4 separate regions of the Homo sapiens genome follow, and all the other regions are linked to region 1. Evidence: chromatin contacts called from ENCODE Hi-C or POLR2A ChIA-PET data. All regions are on one chromosome and are shown on one strand. The core of a region is the stretch at or near the end of the contact, and the rest is flanking DNA. Distances in the headings are between cores, read along the strand shown.

Evidence for each region. Hi-C counts contacts between places; a loop is a spot of excess contacts on that map. ChIA-PET counts read pairs that join two places held with the same protein, here RNA polymerase II (POLR2A). Pooled maps may share reads with other maps.
Region 2: a map of CD4-positive, alpha-beta T cell shows a loop between it and region 1 (6-fold over the local background). The contact joins the promoter of TLNRD1 here to the promoter of ZFAND6 in region 1. A Hi-C loop is called at or near these places in 6 of 168 maps with a recorded cell type or tissue (CD4-positive, alpha-beta T cell, CD4-positive, alpha-beta memory T cell, CD8-positive, alpha-beta T cell and 2 more), 1 of 37 single-sample maps with no recorded cell type and 18 of 50 pooled maps.
Region 3: a loop to region 1 is called in a map of chondrocyte, with 7 times the contacts of the local background. The contact joins the promoter of CEMIP here to the promoter of ZFAND6 in region 1. A Hi-C loop is called at or near these places in 1 of 168 maps with a recorded cell type or tissue (chondrocyte) and 1 of 50 pooled maps. POLR2A ChIA-PET finds 5 or more read pairs at or near these places in 1 of 52 experiments (activated CD4-positive, alpha-beta T cell).
Region 4: a loop to region 1 is called in a map of CD8-positive, alpha-beta T cell, with 22 times the contacts of the local background. The contact joins the promoter of ABHD17C here to the promoter of ZFAND6 in region 1. A Hi-C loop is called at or near these places in 1 of 168 maps with a recorded cell type or tissue (CD8-positive, alpha-beta T cell) and 8 of 50 pooled maps. POLR2A ChIA-PET finds 5 or more read pairs at or near these places in 1 of 52 experiments (HEK293T).

What each region holds. Positions count from the first base shown.
Region 1 is chr15:80,057,895-80,061,170 of GRCh38, forward strand. It overlaps ZFAND6 (zinc finger AN1-type containing 6), which reads left to right and starts at 1,782. Exons shown (of 7, transcript NM_019006.4): 1 at 1,782-1,915. RefSeq lists silencers at 1,460-1,788, 1,485-2,354.
Region 2 is chr15:80,999,413-81,002,688 of GRCh38, forward strand. It overlaps TLNRD1 (talin rod domain containing 1), which reads left to right and starts at 1,511. Exons shown (of 1, transcript NM_022566.3): 1 at 1,511-3,276. The coding sequence starts at 2,860. LOC128071545 reads left to right here and starts at 2,730. Exons shown (of 1, transcript NM_001414893.1): 1 at 2,730-2,867. The coding sequence starts at 2,730. The coding sequence ends at 2,867. RefSeq lists silencers at 1,139-1,828, 1,869-2,328, 2,679-2,808.
Region 3 is chr15:80,777,562-80,780,837 of GRCh38, forward strand. It overlaps CEMIP (cell migration inducing hyaluronidase 1), which reads left to right and starts at 1,809. Exons shown (of 30, transcript NM_001293298.2): 1 at 1,809-2,053. RefSeq lists a silencer at 1,431-1,710 and an enhancer at 2,331-2,836.
Region 4 is chr15:80,693,810-80,697,085 of GRCh38, forward strand. ABHD17C (abhydrolase domain containing 17C, depalmitoylase) reads left to right here and starts at 1,501. Exons shown (of 3, transcript NM_021214.2): 1 at 1,501-2,210. The coding sequence starts at 1,621. RefSeq lists silencers at 219-513, 975-1,134, 1,155-1,264, 1,285-1,704, 1,795-1,844 and 1 more and an enhancer at 2,035-2,104.

The DNA of each region.
Region 1 (3,276 bases), core at 532-3,031:
CAGGAAAGAAGATGGGGCTGGAAATAATAATGCATACACAATCATTTATTGAGCATCTGTTACATACCAGGTGCTGTGAATATGTTGTTTATGTACACTGACCGGTAGGTTGCGTATGTATACTGTTTATTGTTTCTGCTCCCTCTCTTCCCCTGTGTAAGTCAATGAGAGAAGGGCCTTCATCTTTCTTAATGCTGTCTCCAGCACCTACAGCACAGGCTGGCAGAGAGTCGGCATATAGCATTTACTGGGTGAATAGAAATGCAGTATCTTTTAACCCTCATAACAATCCTTTGTGGTAGGTTTTCGTTCCCATTTCACACAATTTTCTTAAGAGCACAAAGCTAGTAAGTGACAGTGGTCTGTCTGCATTCCACGTCACAATGCAATACTATAATCTCTCAATCTCCCAGAACGAATCTGGAACAAAGGAAAGCAGTAAAGGTCATGTAAACCCAATTTCTGCAAATTCATAATAACTGCATATGAAAATCCAACTGGGTTAGGTGCTGGAGTTAATACAACGATAAACTGGACAAGAATCGGAAGAAAAATACATTTAAGACAAAATCCGTAAGACTTGACGCATAACCTTGCTAGTTCAAGAAGCTCTTTCACACATATTATGTTATTTAACCCCCACAAATAGCCTAACAAGTAGGTTTTATTACCATTCCAATCAGGCTTTTGTCCTCCACTTAAACTGTACTCCCCAAGGTGACTTCTGTGTTGCTAAATGCTCAACAGGTACTCACTTCAGGCACAACATTTAAGGGAGCACCAAAAAACTAAGTGATCAAGATGAATAACATTTTTATTTTTTAAAATTAAAATTAATGCAAAAAAAAAATCCATGAATAACAAAATACCAACATTTAAAATAAAGAGGATTCTCAGGACTGGGCTCGCCTACCTGGATGCCCTAACGGAACTCCTCATTCACAATAGGATTGAATGACCTCGAACTAAAGTGTCACGTACTTCCTGCTCGTGATGCTCGTGAGCCCGAACGAAGGCTGAAAAACTTCAGGGGGAGCCATTCTGCCTATCACCCCTAGTTCCAGCGCAGCAGCCCAGCGTGCACCACGCAGGTGGGAACTGACCCCGTGCTTTTGGAACAGGCTGGAACTGGGGGTGCTTGTGCCTGTGCATGTATGTATTGCACACGTGTGCATGCACGCTTCTCGTCTTGCTTCTATTTCCAAGTCCCAGTTCAGGACAGGGCAGAGAACTGCTTTCCAGTATGCGCCCTGAGCTCGGACTTTGCGCTTGCAGACTGAGGCGCCGGCCTGCATGGGAAGACAGAAGCTCAGAATTCCTTCCTGCACAAGTGGCAGGTGGAGTGCAACTCTTTTTGGTGCCTCAGTCCAAGACAGGGACACGCCATTCCCTGCGAGGTGGCAAAGGTACCTGAACCTACATAACCAAGCCCTTAAAGTCTCCGCGGCACCTCTTAATCGCCTTCCCGTAGCTATTGGAGGTAGAGAAACCGCGGCGGGAAGCGCCCCAGAGAGGGCAGTGGAGCAAGGGACACTGGAGGTGCAGAAGGCGGAGGAGCATCTCCTTTCGCTCCGCCCCGCCTCTTTTCCTGCCTCCGGCCAATTGCCGTGCGCTCCGAGCCTTGACCCCGCCTCTCCCCGCCTCCTCCGGCCTGCGGCCCCGCCCGCGCCGGTAATAATTAGCGGGCGGGCGGGGCCCGCGCGTCAGCCGCGGGAGCCGGCCAATCCAGTGGCTCTCCTCCGCGGTCGCGTCATAGGCCGAACAACCAAACAGAAAAGTTTAATAAACAGCGGACGGAGGGGCCGGCGGTGGCGGAGCCGGAGCAAGCAGGGGTTCGGCGGCATTACCTGTACCCATTCACCGGCGGCTACCGGCGGCGGCGCGCAGCGTGTCAGGCGGAGAGACCCGCCGCCAGGTGAGGAGCGCGGCCCGCGGGGCCCGGCTTGCCCGGCGCTGCCCCTCCCCCGCCTGCTCCCTTCCCCCACCCGGCTGCAGCTAGGCGAGGCCCGCCCCCGGCCCCTCCCGGCGCCCGAGAGCCGGAAGCGGAGGGCGGCCGGCCGGCGCAGCAGGTGGTGGGCCCGCGGGGGCCGCGGGCGAGAGGGCGAGGACTCCCGGCTCCGGGGGTGGGGGCCGGAGATCGGCGGGTTCACCTCAGACGGCGCGCGGGCGCCCGCGGCCGGGGGCCGCTTCCTGTCAGGGTGGTCGCGCTGGGGTCGGGAGCCTCAGTTCTTCAGGGCCGCGGAGGCCGCGACGCGCGCCGCCCCGAGCGGGTTGCGAGCGGTTGGCTGGCGGGGGTCGGAAGGGCCCCGGGCACACTGGGGCGCGTCAGTTCCCCGCCTCCTCCGAGTCTCAGGTCCTCTTCGGGATGTTTTTCCACCTGCGGCGTTTTTCAGAAACCAGCCGGAGGCAGCCCGGTGTCTCCAACTCCTGACTGGCACCGGGAAGGGAATTGGTCTCTTTTTTTCCTGCTTGGGTTTAGCTTGCTTAGGATTCTAAATTTTTTGTCTGCTTTTTTGAAATAGTTATATTTAAGTTTTAGCTACCTAAAAAAGTATGAAAGAATATTGTGTTTGAAATCTTTTTAACTTGGTTTTTAAGTCACGTGCTAACTATCCTACACAGTTGGGACGCTATGATTTACCTTCACATCTCGGAAGTTGTAACCAGTTGTGAGGAAGTTAGGACCTTGGGGTTACCTAAAGATAATTTATATTAAGTTGTTGGGCCATAAAAACTGGGCAGAATTGGCCACGCGCGGTGACTCAACGCCTGTAATCCCAGCACTTTGGGAGGCCGACGCGGACTAATCACGAGGTCAGGAGATCGAGACCATCCTGGCCAACATGGTGAAACCCTGTCTTTACTAAAAATACAAAAATTAGCTGGGTGTGGTGGCGGGCGCCGGTAGTCCCAGCTACTGGGAGGCTGAGGCAGGAGCATCGCTTGAACCCGGGAGGCGGAGGTTGCAGTGAACCAAGATCGCGCTACTGCACTCCAGCCTGGCGACAGAGGGAGACTCCGTCTCAAAAAAAAGCCGGGCAGAATTAATGATTTTGAAGCTCCGAGAAACAGGATTAAATTCCTCTTTCAAACCGAAATCGGAATTTGATTTTTTAAAAGTGTAAAATACCATAAACTTTTAAGGTTAGTTGTTCGGTAACCATGTCACCAATTTTAAGGCACTTTCTGAGTTGTGTATAGTTTCTCCAGAGCCCTAGGGGAAATGTTTTGCAAAATATGCACGTTTAGCTTTCCAAAACAAGTTGTCTTTTTTAT
Region 2 (3,276 bases), core at 261-2,760, 940 kb after region 1:
CAGCTGTTTTTTTTTTCTCTTGTAGAAGAAAAAAAGGAATTAACCCTACATAATTACTTCCTATTTCAAGTCAGTTTTATTGACCTCGGTTTGCAAACTAAGTGGGCTCATCCGGATTCTAAAGATATTTAAGGATACTTTCAGTTATAAGTAGGATGACTATCCATCCAGGTTTGAACCTGCTGTTCATGGTTAATTTATTAATAGCATGTCTCACAGTTCATTCTCAGAAATGCTTGGATATGGCCGATAAATTGAAACGTCATCCTAGTTAAAAGTAACGTTTTTAACTGGCTGGAGAAAGGTGACTTGGGGTTCTAGGAAGGGACAGAGGAACAAACATTCTGTTGGCTCAGCACGCCCAGCCTGTGTTGGGCTGGGCACCTTAGAGGACCTGTTTCAGGACTGCGTGACTGGCGTTTTGCTGGGAGTAGCCCAGGTGTTTTAACCACTTCCTGAAGAACAAGGTTCGGTAAAAAGAGGCTGGGGCGTAGGCGTGGGTTCCTGTCCCTGCCATATGCTGTCTTCCTGATCTTCGGAAGTCACTTCAAGCACCTGATCATCAGTTTCCTTATCTGTAAAACTGGAGTAGTAATGTTTCCCTCCAAACGCCGTCGTATTTAATTCATTTAACAGCAGCCACTATTATTCCATTATACAGACGAATAAATAGACGTTATGAGAGGGCAAAGTGCGCTGATCAGGGCTCATAATAATTCTAACAGCTACTGTTTAGGAACCAAGTACTCAAGCAGCCTGTGCACAATCTCTAATTTCTAGAAGAGAAGACGGATACTTGGAAAGAGAACTTGAACAATGTCATGGAACTCATAAATGGCTTGAGAAAGGCTGATCCTAGGAAATCTGCTTCAGAACCCGCGCTCTCACTGCATAAGGCGTATTTCAAGGGAGGAACGGGCAGGCATCTAGCACCACTCTTCGGACTCCCCATCCAGTGCTCTTTTCCTCTTTTCGTTACACTGCACTGCTGGTCGGAAACCCATCGTGGAAGTGGATCAAACACAACAAAGGGCAGGGGGCGTTGGAAAACCGGGCGAAGTCGCGCAGACCGAGACGACCCACCGGCCCCAGCAAATCACCAGGGGCCGAAATCCAGTGTCCTCCTCCCTTCAGCCCAGAAGCCAGGTCACCTTTTAGACTTGCTCTCTTGGCGGGGAGGAAGCGTGGAGCCCCCTGGTCCGGCTAAGAGCTTACGTAAGGCCCGCGGGCGGCTGCGCCCCGGTCTCCCATGGGTGTGCGCAGAGCCCCCGGGCCGGAGCAGGCCTTCCCCTGTCCGCTCCCCCAGTCTCTCGGCCCAGGACCACGGGGGAGTTCAGGACCACCGGCCCCACGCCGGCAGCGTCCGCGTTGGGCGGCGGCGTCCCCCGCAGCCACCCAGCTTCCCGGGGGAGGAGCAGCGCATCGCGCAAGCATCCGGGAGCGGCGGAGGGGGCGGGAGGAAGGGCGAGAGGAGGAAGCGGGATTTAAACGAAAGGCGGTGACGCCACACAAAAGATTTCTATAGGCTCCAGGGAGGTTACGGCCGAGGCGGCGGCGGCGGCGAGCCCGGGGGCGAGGCGCGGACGGGAACAGGAAAAGCCTCCGGCAGCCCCTGCGGGCGGCGGCGCAGCCACGGCCGCGCTCCGAGGTGAAGCCGCGCGCGGAGAGGAAGCGGGTGTTTTCCCCTCTGCCTTTCGGCCCCCGCCCTTCCTTTCAGTTTCTGCCCGCTCGCTCGGAAGTTGGCGGTTGACAAAAATGGCAGGAGCCGGGGCCCGGGCCGGTTGCCGCAGCGCCGCGGGGACCTTCTGAGTTGGCCCGGTGGCAGGGAGACTCGTGCAGGGGCGTCCGATGCGCGGGGCCCGGGGCCTCGGGAGAGCTCAGCTGCTGCGGGCCCCAGACGAGGCGACAGGGATGGACTTGCGTAGACAGCCAGCGCCGGGCCGCCGGGCGCGCGGTCTGGGAGGGCGTGCCGCCGCGGCGCCGGGCCGCGCTCTGTGAACCGGCGAGGCGGGAAGGGGCCGCCGTGGTGCTCGGCACGCCCGGGCGTGTGGCGGGCGGGCGAGAGCTTGAGCGCGATCCGGGCGGCCGCTGTGCGCAATCAGTGCAGGCTCCCGCCCGACTCTGACTCGGCGCGGCCGCGACAGTGCCGGCCACACCCTCTGCCCCGCTGCCGCCGGCGCCGCTTCCCAAGAGCTGGAGGCAGGAGATGCGCCCGGGGCGGCCGCGCGTCCCAGAGAGCCAGCCCCGGCCGCCGTCGCGGGGAAGTGCCGCCTGGTGGGGTCACGGCGCCTGAAGCCCACGTGCGCCGCCGAGCCCGAGGTGGCCTCGAGCGCGGCGGCTGACAGCACAGCCCGCCTGAGCTGCCTCCCGCGCTCCTCCCCGAGGAAAGGATTTTGATTTCAAAGAAAGGAAGGAAGGAAGGACAACTCCCAGCTTCCCCGTCCCGCCCTCCCCGCTCCGAGGGCCGCGCCAGGCCATGCCCAAGAAGGCGGCGGCGGCGGCGAACCAGCAGAAGGGACTTTCCTGGCAGCCCGGCGACGAGGAGCGCGGACAGTGAGTTTGCTCTGCCCCGGTTCATGGTTCCTGCAAGCCCTCTAGGAGGCCGAAAGCTGCAGCCCCTCCCCTTGCCCCGAAGAGCCTTCCGCGTTCTCTCGCCCTCGGGCCCACCCCGCGCCGCCCGGGCTCCCGCCGCCGCAGCCCAGTGCCCTCTGCCCGCGGCGGTGGATGGCATGATGGTGCGGGGAAGGCACCGCGGCCTTGGCCAGCTGAGTCGCGACGGCCGCCGGGGCGGCGGCAGTGGCCGCGGCAGCGGCGGTGGTAGCGGGCTCCCCAGCGGCATGCCAGTGCCCCCCGGGCGCGATGGCTAGCGGCAGCGCCGGGAAGCCCACTGGCGAGGCGGCTTCTCCGGCTCCTGCGAGCGCCATCGGCGGGGCCAGCTCGCAGCCGCGGAAGAGGCTGGTATCCGTCTGCGACCACTGCAAGGGCAAGATGCAGCTGGTGGCTGACCTGCTGCTGCTGTCGAGCGAGGCGCGGCCCGTGCTCTTCGAGGGCCCCGCCTCCTCTGGTGCCGGCGCCGAGTCCTTCGAGCAGTGCCGGGACACCATCATCGCGCGCACCAAGGGGCTCTCCATCCTCACCCACGACGTGCAGAGCCAGCTCAACATGGGCCGCTTCGGGGAGGCGGGGGACAGCCTGGTGGAGCTGGGCGACCTGGTGGTGTCGCTGACCGAGTGCTCGGCCCACGCGGCCTATCTGGCCGCTGTGGCCACGCCGGGC
Region 3 (3,276 bases), core at 559-3,058, 720 kb after region 1:
CCTAGACAGGACCCTGCCTTTACCACTTCATCTCCCAGATGGCTGTGGAGCCAGCCCCTCACCAGAGAGCTACCTGGCTCCACTCAGGCCTCAAATCTACTGTCTGTTGATGGAAAATCCTGCATGTCGTGCCAAGCCAGGCTGATTCAAGGTCGACCTTTCTCCATTTGGGCCAAATGCCCAGCACCCCCAAACCCCTAACACACAACTCTTTGTGGGTCTGGTTTCTGGGAGCTCCTTAAGGAAGAAAAACATAAACAGGAATCATGGTGAGGACTGGGGAGAGGGGCCCTGGGTCGGGGGGGCTCCATTTTATTCGGCTGGAAAGAAAAGGTTGGGGAGGAGGGCTTGCCATTGGATCCAGTTCATTACTTCCCAATAAATCAAAGAAGGGCTGAGAATCCTGACCACCACCCCCAGTAAGGATCAAGTTCCGCTTTCTGGAAGAGGCCTAGAGGTGGATTGCAGGACTTCCCAGTTTAACCAGGTGACAAAGGCTTCTGCTTCAGCCCAGATGTGATCACAGACTTCCACAGCTTCTGCCGACCACAGCCTGGCCTTAAAGTCCAGACCTAGAGTCCCGGAGCTAGTGTGTACTACACAGAATGGAGACCTTGCCTGAGGAGCTGGTTCTCAGAGAACACTGGCAGGAAGGAAGAAAGAAATGTATATTCTAGGAGGCCTCTGCTAACCAGGAAAGGGGGCTGAGTCACACTCTGAAAGGTGGAAGAGGCAGAGAGCAGGTATCAACGCCCTCATTTTACAGATTAAAACAAAACAAGAAAAACAAACACTCCTCACCTCCCTGCAAAAAAACCACCCTGAGGCTCAGACAGGGGAAGTAGCTGGCCCTGGTCACACAGTAGGTTAGCGGCAGAGTTGAGAGGAGACTCCATATGCCCTAGGGATGTGTTGTGATGAACTTTTCCTACTGGTACTGTTTCCTCCCGCGAGGGAATGTCTAGACCAGCCGCACCTTCTTGCTTTGACCCTTCAGAACTTTGGCCTGTCCAGTTAAAGAGGCACAGAGCCCTCCTACCCACAGGGAATGTTTCTAACTTACCAAGCACCTATTATGTGCTTAGAACTTGGACTTTCCTGATCTCATTTAAGCCTCACCATTCTAGTGAGGAAGCATCACAGAACCCATTTTCCTGATGAGGAAACTGAGACTGGGAGGGGTTAAGATCCTGTACACAGTTGTAACTGGCATGTCTGAATCCAGTTTCAAACCAAGGTGCCTTTCAGTGAACACCCAAGCATCTTCCTCTCGGATTAACTGCTAGGCCAATACCAAAATCTCTTTCTCGGGCTACTCTTTTGCTGCTGAGTTAAAAAGAGATCCTGAGACTTAGCCTGGGACCCCGACTCGCGGCGATTCTGTGGCAGGCGCAGACCTTTTCTCCTGTCCTCCACTGCCTCTTTGCCTCGGAGGGCGCCCCGGGGCGCGAGCGGGGCACGGGCGACCCTGGCTCCTTGGAGGCCCGGGGACTTGCTCTCCGCGGTCCGCCGCGGCCGCTCCACCGAGTCCTGGCCTCCAGCGCCCTCACCTGGCTGCTGCGGGCGGGACTCTGCGCACCCGGGCTCCGCGGGCTCAGGTCTGCGTCTCCCAGAGCCGCCGCCAGAGCCCGCCCCGGTCCGGCCCGGGCACAGGGCCCCCGCCCCACTTGGGCAAGGCGGGGGCGCGTGGAGGGAAGTTTCATCGGGGGGCGAGGGAGGGAGCTTCGGTGCCGCGCGGGCGTCAGGGGCTCCTCGGGGGAGGAGTCAGTAAAAGTGGCTATAAAAGCGGCCTCTCGGCTGAGGGCCGGGGAGCTAGCGCTCAAGCAGAGCCCAGCGCGGTGCTATCGGACAGAGCCTGGCGAGCGCAAGCGGCGCGGGGAGCCAGCGGGGCTGAGCGCGGCCAGGGTCTGAACCCAGATTTCCCAGACTAGCTACCACTCCGCTTGCCCACGCCCCGGGAGCTCGCGGCGCCTGGCGGTCAGCGACCAGACGTCCGGGGCCGCTGCGCTCCTGGCCCGCGAGGCGTGACACTGTCTCGGCTACAGACCCAGAGGTAAGAGGGCCTGGCTGGGGGCGTCAGGGATGAGCTGACGGCCCATGCCACGGAAGAGAGGTAAGAAGTGGGGGCCCGCGCCTCCACCCGGCACAGGGTAAACGTTACCCGCCTCAGTTTCTGTTTGTCTGTCCACCCTGTGCTGTGCAGTCTACCTCTATCTGTCTGTTTGTCCATGCGTCTGTTGATGGGCACACGCTCTTGGCACTGTCCTCTGTGGGATTTCTCTGAGATCTTGTGATGCTTTACAAGCTGCAGGTGCCGGGGGGCGCTGGAGTCCCCAGAGGGCATCCAGAGGGGGCAGACTCCTGCTTTCCGTAGATTTTCCCCCTTCTGAATGGCACCGGGGGCTTGCGCCCGGGAGAGTGTCTCGCCGAGGAGGGAGTACCACAAGGGTCAGGTCTCGGTGTCCTGCCGACTGGGAGCCAGCTCACGCCGAGCTCTAGCGGGCGTGCGCCTAGCAACAGGTCTGCGCCCTGCTGCTCCTGCCTCAGCACGCTCTTCCTCCCAGTTTCCCTCGCCTCCCAGTGCCTCCGGGACAGCGCTAGGCACCCAGCGACGCGCTGGCGCGGGGCCGAGCTGAGGCAATTGCAATGTTAGATGAACCCGGGGGGCTCTGCTGATGTTTAGACTGAGACTCCAAACGTGGCATCGCTGGAAGAAGGTCTGGTGGTCCCTGGCAAAGGACGTCGGCTCCAAGAAAGGTCGCGTTAGGTTGTGAGGAAAGGCAGAGAGTCCTGGCAGAACGCTGGCCAGGTCTCCAGCTCGCCGCTCTGGGAACGAAGGCCAGTGACATTCTGGAATGGACCCCAAGGGATGCGTGTGCTCATGAGAGAGGAGCGCTGTGCGCCCTGGGTCCTCAGCCGCAGACACTCTCTGCGACAGCCGCTGTTCCCCAAGGGTCGGACGCTACGGCAGTCCCAGGAGTTCCGCCAGCTGCCGGGTTTGAGGTCCTGAGTCCTTCTCCAAGCAGCCAACGCTACCCACAGGTGAGAGCTCCCTTTAAAAACTAATCTTCTGATGTGTGAGCCAGTGCCTGGCTGCAGCCCCATACCAGGGACGGTGAGCCGGGGAGCGCGTCTCTCCATCCCTGCGGTCTGGAAAGTGATCCAGGGCGCGCCCGAGGGCGGGGAGCCGGCGGCTCTGCGTGCCCAGGCGCGACGCCACCATGGACAGCTCCCAGCCACTTCCTCCACTCGGGGTCTGTGGCCCTGGGTCTCCGG
Region 4 (3,276 bases), core at 251-2,750, 640 kb after region 1:
GCATGTGCCGGTAGTCCTAGCTACTTGGGAGGCAGGCCGGAGGGTCATTTGAGCCCAGGAGTTGGGAGTCCAGCCTGGACAATACAGTAAGACCCTGTCTCTTAAAAAAGAAAAAATTAAAAGCGAGGTCCTGAAGGTTAATGAAATCAGTATCGGCAATTCATTTAGATGACGGTGCTCAAAATATTCGTCCTGTGGAAAGTCACAACGAAAGGTAAAATTCTCAGGACATCTGTGAGTTAAAACAACAGACCCAGCGTAGGGATTGTGCCAACCTCCCAGTCTCTAGCTGCCCTGCTGGCAGTCCAGGAAGGGTATCTCCTGTCAGTTCCTGAAAGGGAATTCTTCAGCTGCCAAATCAGGCGGGAAAAAGGAAGTATAGAAGGCTCTGTGGAAACTGGCACCAGAGCACAGTTTCAAGGCACCGAGAGTTATATTTGAAAAATCATGTAAAGGTGGCTGCCAAGATTACAGTAGATTTAAAGCAGTATAAGAATCGTTCATGACTAAGACCACTGAAAAATCCTGGACCCAAAACAACTCTAGAGACACAAACACTGTAAACGATACCTAGTATATACTTACTACCGGAAAATCTGCCACACGTGGGATTAGAAATGACAACCTCAACATGGTTTGTTGCTAAATACAGTACCCTCCTGTTCTAACAGCTGACTTTTATAGATACAGAAATGTACTAAGGGTAAAACCATGCCCTTAGAAAGGAAACGCTGTTGCTACCTATACAGAAACAGCCTCTCCTAATAAGAAACACACTGATGACCACCCTATCCCACAACCCCGGTACCCCTTACGGTGCTGAGAACTTTTGGTACTGAGCCAGTTCAGAAAGCAGCACACACGAGAGCCAAATATTTCGGGCACATTCCAACTCTTGTCCACCCCTTAGTTTCCTTTTCAGTAGACTCCCAAGAACCTCCATCCACGGGAGAAACCTGGATTTGGGGGAGGGAATCCCAGGGGGAGGGGAGGGGAGCGGTCCACCCCGGGACACATGCACCCCCTCCAGGGTCCCCTCTGCAGATCGGCCCAGCTGTCCGGGCGCAGAGCCCCCAGCCCCGGCACCCAGCTTCTCCGGGCCCCGGAGCCGCCTGGAAGCCCCCGTCGGCCGCAGGTCGAGAAGGTGCTTCCCAGGCCGGGGAAGGTGCCCGCGCCCTTGCCCGCAGCGCCCCGCCCCGATGCCCGGCTCTGCGCCGCGTCCCAGCGGCGGCGCCGCCGCGCGGTAACCCGGAAGTGGCGGCGGCGGCGGCGGCGGCGGCGGGCGTGCGGGAGCGGGAACGGGAGCGGGGGGCGGCGCGCACGAGCCGGCCATGGACGCCGCCGCCGGCTTTGTGTGCCGCGCGCGGGCCCGGGCCGCCCGCGCCTCGCCTGGGTTCCGGGGCCGCCGCTGACCCGCCCGGGCTCCGAGCGCCGCGCCCGCCGGGCCGGCCCCGCCTCCTGCCCTCCTCCGCCTCCGCCTCCTCCTGCCGCCGGGCGGGCGGGCTGCAGCCGCCCTCCGCGCTCGCCTGCCAGCTCCCTCGCCGCGCGTCCGTCCTCCGTCCTCCCGGGCCAGCCAGCCAGCCAGCCAGCCGGGCCGGCGGCGGGCACCAGGCCGTCCCGATGCCCGAGCCAGGCCCCAGGATGAACGGCTTCTCGCTGGGTGAGCTGTGCTGGCTCTTCTGCTGCCCGCCCTGCCCGAGCCGCATCGCCGCCAAGCTGGCCTTCCTGCCGCCCGAGCCCACCTACACGGTGCTGGCGCCGGAGCAGCGCGGCGCCGGCGCGTCCGCCCCGGCCCCGGCCCAGGCTACCGCCGCCGCCGCCGCGGCCCAGCCGGCACCGCAGCAGCCCGAGGAGGGCGCGGGCGCGGGGCCCGGTGCGTGCAGCCTGCACCTCAGCGAGCGCGCCGACTGGCAGTACTCGCAGCGCGAGCTGGACGCCGTCGAGGTCTTCTTCTCGCGCACGGCCCGGGACAACCGGCTCGGCTGCATGTTCGTGCGCTGCGCGCCCTCCAGCCGCTACACGCTGCTCTTCTCGCACGGCAACGCCGTGGACCTGGGCCAGATGTGCAGCTTCTACATTGGCCTCGGCTCCCGCATCAACTGCAACATCTTCTCCTACGACTACTCGGGATACGGCGTCAGCTCGGGCAAGCCCTCCGAGAAGAACCTCTACGCCGACATCGACGCCGCGTGGCAGGCGCTGCGCACCCGGTGAGCCTGCCGGGGTCGCCAGGCCTGACTTCCAGCTGTGGGGAGGCGGGGTGGGGGTCTCTTGGGGCCCCTGGGGCGGCCTGCCAGGAGAGGGGCCCCTCCTCCGGGGCTGAGGGCCAGCGGAGAGCCCCTTGGCCGCCGTAAATTCGCTTTTCTTGTCCCACCCTGGCTTGCTCCCACCCTCTCCAAAAACCGCGCCAGCCTTCAGGTTCCTGGAGAGCTCGGACTCAGAGAATTTTGCCTGCTTTGGCTCGCCTGTGTGTCGCCGGCCCACCGGCTGGGTCTTTTGTGGCTCCGGTCACCGCGAGTGGCAGAGTGTGGGTGCTTAAGTACCGGGCAGAAAGAAACAACTTGGTTCGAGTTTCGTTTGTACGAGCTGAAGTGACCTTGGGCAAGGCACATGGGTTTCTAGACTCAGTTTCCTTCCCTGTAAAGTCAGTGGGCGAGACAGGATGGCCTCTAAAAGACTTTCTGGTTGTAAAGTGCGGGCAGGACAATGTCTGGGCAACCTTGGAAACAGCTGGAGCGTCAGGTGGAGCGGGGAGTTTGCCTCCTGGTGGGGCAAAGTAGTGGCACTGTGGGGCAGGAAGTTAGCTGGTAGCTGTGGGCCTGGCACCTTCCACACGGCCTCCATAACAGTCCAGGATAAGTTTGAAACTTGCAGGGGCTGGGAAATCTCTGACCTTAAATTAGCATTCACAGAAGGACTGAAAAGTGTTTAGGGTGGGCCATCTGTGAGCCAGGCACAAACTGGGGGCATGGTTTAGGGGTTAGACCTGGTTGTTTTATAACAAGCAAACCAAAAACCTGACTTTTATTCACTATTAGACAAAAGTCTTATACATGTGCAGGTCAGGTTACCTGTTTGTGCTCCAGTTTGGGTATCTGTGACCTTTCCGACCTGCCTCATAGCAGTGATGGTGAAAATAACCTGAGGCCATGTCTATGATGAGATTTGATTTCTTCAGATGAAAGAGTCCCCAGAGGAAGTACACCGGGCATTATTGTCGCCATGGACCCTTCTATAGTTTTTATCTAAAACCTGTTTGCTTATGCACATCACCAA